Linked DNA regions of Homo sapiens: region 2 is linked to region 1. Evidence: chromatin loops called from intact Hi-C (ENCODE). Cell type or tissue: MCF 10A. All regions are shown on one strand. Links, peaks and the distances in the headings refer to the core of each region. The heading gives the core; the rest is flanking DNA. Region 1 has its middle 5.0 kb from the start of DEFB116. Region 2 holds the start of DEFB123 (defensin beta 123).

Evidence for each region. Hi-C counts contacts between places; a loop is a spot of excess contacts. Peaks named below come from ENCODE experiments on the same cell type or tissue, not always from the same donor. Only the 100,000 strongest peaks of a DNase experiment are listed, where the experiment ranks them.
Region 2: it touches region 1 in a loop (5-fold over the local background); 2 of 110 quality-filtered maps call a loop at or near these places.

What each region holds. Positions count from the first base shown.
Region 1 is chr20:31,312,098-31,315,013 of GRCh38, forward strand. No RefSeq gene overlaps it. Among named protein-coding and RNA genes, the nearest start is that of DEFB116, 5.0 kb to the left of the region's middle. In MCF 10A, for the core only: a CTCF peak has its summit at 1,396; a DNase peak (open chromatin) is centred at 1,444.
Region 2 is chr20:31,438,728-31,441,643 of GRCh38, forward strand. DEFB123 (defensin beta 123) reads left to right here and starts at 1,905. Exons shown (of 2, transcript NM_153324.4): 1 at 1,905-2,029. The coding sequence starts at 1,972. In MCF 10A, for the core only: a CTCF peak has its summit at 1,811; no DNase peak of the experiment used is centred there.

The sequences.
Region 1 (2,916 bases), core at 246-2,745:
GTAAATATGTGTTTGGGGCATGTCATGCTACAGACCAAATTTGGAAGAACAGAGTCTTTCTAACATTAATGAGAACAAAATATCACACATAAATGGACTGTTGATTTGTTAGAGTCATTGCAATTTCCCCAACAGATTTATGTTCATTGTAGAACTCATAGATAAGATGAATTATCTAAATAAATTTGCATGAAAATAGCTACTAAGATTTGGACTGAGGAAATTGAAGTCCCATCACATCTATGGGGAGTCCTATTCATGGTTTCAGTAATATGAGACTCCCCCCAAGTTAGAAAATTAGACATCAAGGAAAGCTAAAAAGAGCACCACAGAAAATATGAGAATTACCCAATGAGATATTCCTGTACTGGTTTTTCATGCCATCCAACCAGCAATATCACTTAAACAAAAGGAATATACTGAAAATCTTGGAATCTTACCACTCCTGTAATAAGGTCAAATAATTCGGTAAATAATACGAGCATGTGCTGTCTGTCAGAAAATTTCTTTACAGGGAATACCTACAGTAAGCCAAGGAAGCCCACTCAGGCCAAAGTTCCCAGGACCCGGTGGCAAATGAATATTATAGAGCTTCGGTCATCACAAGCTAAGAAATACTCTTTAGTATGATGCCTGGATGGACAGAAGTATTTGCTTTGGCTCAAGGAAGTGCTCAAATAGTGATCAAGGCCTTACTAAATTATGACATCCCAGTCTTCGGAATTCCTGAACATAGAGAATCTGACATGGAAAATCATTCTCCCTGTGGCAAATCAGGGGCTCAGTAAAACCCTACAAATACCAATAATTTATACTTCCTATCATCCCCAGTTTTCTGGACAAATGGAACAAATGAAACTTACTCTAAGGAATTATTTGGCTAAACTATGCCAGGTGCAGTGGCTCACACCTGTAATCCCAGCACTTTGGGAGGCCGAGGTGGACAGATCACTTGAGCCCAAGAGTTTGAGACCAGCCTGGCCAACATGGCGAAACCCCGTCTCTACAAAAAATACAAAAATTAGCTGGGCATGGTGGAGAGCGCCTGTAATCCCAGCTACTTGGGAGGCTGAGGCAGGAGGATCGCTTGAACCCAGGAGGCAGAGGTTGTTGCAGTGAGCCAAGATCGCGCCACTGCACTCCAGCCTGGCCAGCAGAGGGAGACTCCGTCTCAAAAAAAAAAAAAAAAAGAAAGAAAGAAACGAGAAAAGAAAAAAGAAAAAAAAACCATTTGGCTAAATTAAATGAAGCCACTGGCTTACAGTGACTCAGAGCCTTAGTATTTGTTCTATGAAACTTAAGGTTAACTCCCTGTAGCAAGCATGATATTTCTCCTTTTGAGTTAATGTTTGGAAGCGCTATGTGTTTAGCAGTGAAGCCTAGCCTGTTACTTTATACGAAGGAAATCACAGAGTTTTCTCATTTCCCTAGGCTTATTACGCCATCGTGTGGCCAAAAGATGGAAGAATCCCCCTGAAACGGTATGTTGCTAATACAGACTAGGAGACAATCTACACTGAACTTACCCAATGGCAGGCTAGATTATCATAGTGCTGAGAAGGACACTACCAAGTGTTGCTGGTAACTCACATCACTATCACAGGAAGGAGCAACACACCTGGATACGTGCTTTACCTGTGAGAAAAGCATCAGTGACTGAATAGACTGTAACTCTACTATTAAAGTTACAGTCTCCAGAAAGTTTGACTCATCATTGTTTTGAGATCTGTCCATGTTGTGTGGAGATAGCAATTGTTCACTCATTTTTATTATGGCATAGTGTTCCATTACCATAACTAATTTATCCATACTACTGATCATAAGCATTGGGTTCTTTCTAGTTTGGGGTCATTATAAATAATGCTACTATGAACACTCTTGTTCGTAACTTTTTATGCACATATGTAGGCCTTTCTATTGGGGAAATTGAGAGGTCATAGATATGCATGTGATCAGCTTTTTAATCTGCTGTCAAATAGCTTCCCAAAGTGGTGTACCATTTTAATACACCCCCACTGATACTTGATATTGTTAATCTTCATTAAGTTTAGCTAATCTCTGTGTGTAATGATAGCTCATTACAGTTTTAATTTGTATTTCCTTAATGACCAGTGGAATTAAGAGCTTTTTCATATATTTATGGGTCATTCGGATGCTCTGTTCAACACTTTGGCTTTTTTGTTCTTGGAGTGCGTGTCTGAGTTTTTCTTAATGAATTGTAAAAATTCTTCATGTATTCAAGACACAAGATCTTTGTTGGTTATAGGTTTTGAAAATAGCTGTCACAATTTTGTGGCTTAACTTTTCTGCCTCTTAATGACATCTTTTGTTCAACAGATGTTCCTAATTTTAATGAAGTCTAATTTATCAATCTCTTTCTTTACAGTTGGTACATTCTGTGTCTTAAGAAATCTTTACTTACCCCAAGGTCTTAAACATACTTTCTTATGTTTGTTCTAAAAACTTTATTGTTTTATTATTATTATTATCTACATGGAACTGATTTTAGGTGTGAAGGAAAGATCAACTGATAACCATTTATTGAAAATACCATCCTTCTGCCATTACTCTACTGTTCTACTTTTCTCATGGAATCATACATGATTAGATCTCTTTCTAGACTCTATTTTGTTCCTTAGTTTCTTTATCTTTGCATCAGTAGTACATTTTACTAATTACTATGGCTTTATAATAAGTCTTAATATCCAGGAATGTAAATTCTCTAACTTTGTTCTTCACAATTATATTGGCTATTCTTTGCCCATTTATTTCTATCAATCTTTGAATTTGTTTATCGATTTCCACAATCTGTGGAACTAGCTCCTACTTTTTAGTCCTTGAATTTATTTCTTATTTTTTCCTAAAAACAAGGGCAGGCTCTCCCTCCACTGTTGTAATAAATATTTGCATTATTAA
Region 2 (2,916 bases), core at 326-2,825, 130 kb after region 1:
TCTCCCTCTGCTCCCTTGACATCTCCCTTATCCCCTGCCCATTGTGGATACACAGCTACTCCAGAGTCCTCAGGAGGACTACAAAGGCTTCAAAACAAGAGCAAAATTGCTACATTGACTATGCAAGGAGCAGGCCCAGAGATGGACAATGATTTTGCAAGACCCACACAGTGTACTTGGGAGTTGGGGTCAAGAGAAAAGACCTGTGATATAAGTGGTTCAGAGACTTGGGGGCTGATAAGGGCAGGCTAGAGAATCCTTATCTGAAAACCCAATTACCTTGCCCTGTTTTGGTGTTGAAAACCTGGATTGCTGCATTCTTTTACTTTCTGTGTCTTTTATATAGAAAACCATATAATATGATGGATATATTGATCCCTACTGCACATCTGCCCCAAATCCTTAATTGAAGAGATTGAGACCCAGAAAAAAAAAAAAAGTAATTCTTCCAAGGTCACATAGAAAGCTAGTAGCAGTGTCAGGACTAGTTACCCAATATTTTCAACTCTGCTGTCACTCTCAATACAAAAATCCTCCATATATCCTGGCATTTCAGGCAGTGGGAAAATCTCTTCTTTTAGGGAGAAAAGAATCCAACAGATACATTATTTCTCCAGGCCTGGGCAACAGAGCAAGACCCTGTATCCAAAACAACAACAAAAACAAAAAGATAAAAAATAGTTTTTAAAATTAAGAAAAAAAAAGAAATGAAATGAGCCTCCTTACCAAAAATGAACAGCACAGGAAAGGTGGACTTCCAGGCTTTCCACTGAGTCCCTTCCTAGCCAGTGTCTCTTCTTCTCTTCATTGTAAGGGTTTTAGAAAGAATTATTTACACTTGCTGACCTCACTGTTTCACTTACCTTTCAGTTTTCAACCCCATTGACTGTTTTCTGCCCCTACAGAAATGGCTTTCACTGTTGTTGTTGTTGTTGTTGTTTTTCCCTTGTAATCCCTCTGTATGCTATTATACCCTTGACATCTGTTTCAAGCAGGGTCCAGTCAGAGAAACAGTAACTACAGGATGCAGCTACCACCCGAGGGCTGAGGGAACTAAAGGAAAGAGATGCCTTTTCTTTTCTTTTCTGAGACAGAGTCTTGCTCTGTCGCCCAGTCGGGAGTGCAGTGGCGCGATCTCGGCTCACCACAGCCTCCCCAGGTTCAAGCGATTATCTTGCCTCAGCCTCCCAAGTAGCTGGGATTATAGGCATGCACCACCACACCTGGCTACTTTTTGTATTTGTAGTAGAGATGGGGTTTCACCATGTTGGCCAGGCTGGTCTCGAACTCCTGACCTCAAGTGATCCACCCACCTTGGCCTCCCAAACTGCTGGGATTACAGGCGTGAGCCACCGTGCCCGGCCAAGAATGAGTTTTCAAAACCCGAGTTCAGAAGAAGGATTCTGAGTGGTTGGTTCTCAGATCTCTGAGGAAGCGGAAGGATGACCCTAGGGGGAGGGCCACCGCATGTTAGAACCCAGCAGGGGGCTGTGACAGACAGGCTGGTGCTCGGAGCTTCATCTCTTTCTGCCGTTTTCCTCTCAGTTTTTGCTCTGGTTATGTCATATTTCTCATTTTCAACACCAACATGAGCCTTTGTACAGACATTCCTCCACCTGGAACCCCATTTCAGCTCATCTACCTGTTGCTTTGTATTTATTCTTCAAAACTCTGCCGTCTTCCCTGACCTTCCGGAGCCGGTGTTTGTGGCGCCTCCTGCTGGTCACTGGGTTCAGGCAGTTTGGAGCTGGGTGGAAGGAACGGGTAGTATATTAAGTCTTGGGCCCTGGACCTTGTTGGCTGTCCTCTCCCTGCTGACCTAAATGACAAAGGGAGGGGTGTCCAGTCAGAGTGTGAGGGCTGTACCCGTGGGCAGCTGAGGGAGTGCGAGCCACAGGCCAGGCACTCTCCTTCTCCCATTAGCTCAGCCGTGGCATCGGACTTGCAGCTTCATTTTGGGCTGCCTTAGCCATGAAGCTCCTTTTGCTGACTTTGACTGTGCTGCTGCTCTTATCCCAGCTGACTCCAGGTAACCTGAACCTCCTTAAGGAAGGGGCAGGGCTTAGAGACTAAGGCCTGGTCAGAGAATCCCAAGGGCTAGAAGGATGGGCTGCAGGTTGTCATCTAGCACCACGTATAGGAGGCAGGAGGCGCCTCACCAGCAGCAGGTGCCAGCTGATAGATGACAACTACAACATCCAGAGCTGCTCTCTCAGCGGCTCCATCCCTCCTCTTCCTGCCCAGCTCCAGGGAGCATGTGGGGGTGGCCTAGTGTGTGAGGAGGAGTGGGAGGGGTGAGCAAGAGAAGCAGGAAAGAGGAGAGGCAGGTATGGCCCTTTTGCAAAATAGTCCCCAGAATGAACGAAGCTTTGTGAAGATCACAGCTACCTTAATGGGAGAGAAAGCTCATTTGTACTTAGCTGTCTCTGTGCCAGACTCTGCGCTGGAAGCTAGGACCACGGAGATAAATGACATGGTGCCAGGGGAACTAACTGGAGGAGACAGTTAAATAGCATTTATAACCCAGGGTGACACGGCTGTGGCAGTGGGAAACCAGGGGGCTGGGTACACATGGTCCAGCCCAGGCTGAGGGAAAGGAGAGTCCTCCTGGAGGGATATCCTGAGTCCTAAAAAGTGAGTCGAAAATAGAAAAGGAAGGAGAGGGGAAAGCAGAAGGGTGTCCCAGGCAGAGAGGTCAGCCTATGCAAAGGTTGGATGCGGGAGAGAGCATGGGAGTGTCGGGGACCTGCATAACATGGAGGGGTGGGTTAGGAGAGAGGCGGGGGTAAAGCTGAGGAAGCATTCAAGCTCCAGGTCTCAGTGGGCCTCAAATGCCAGGTGAGGGACCCATGGGAAGGTTTAAACAGAGAAAGACCCTGGTCAGACCTACCACCCACCAATTCCAGCATGAGCCAC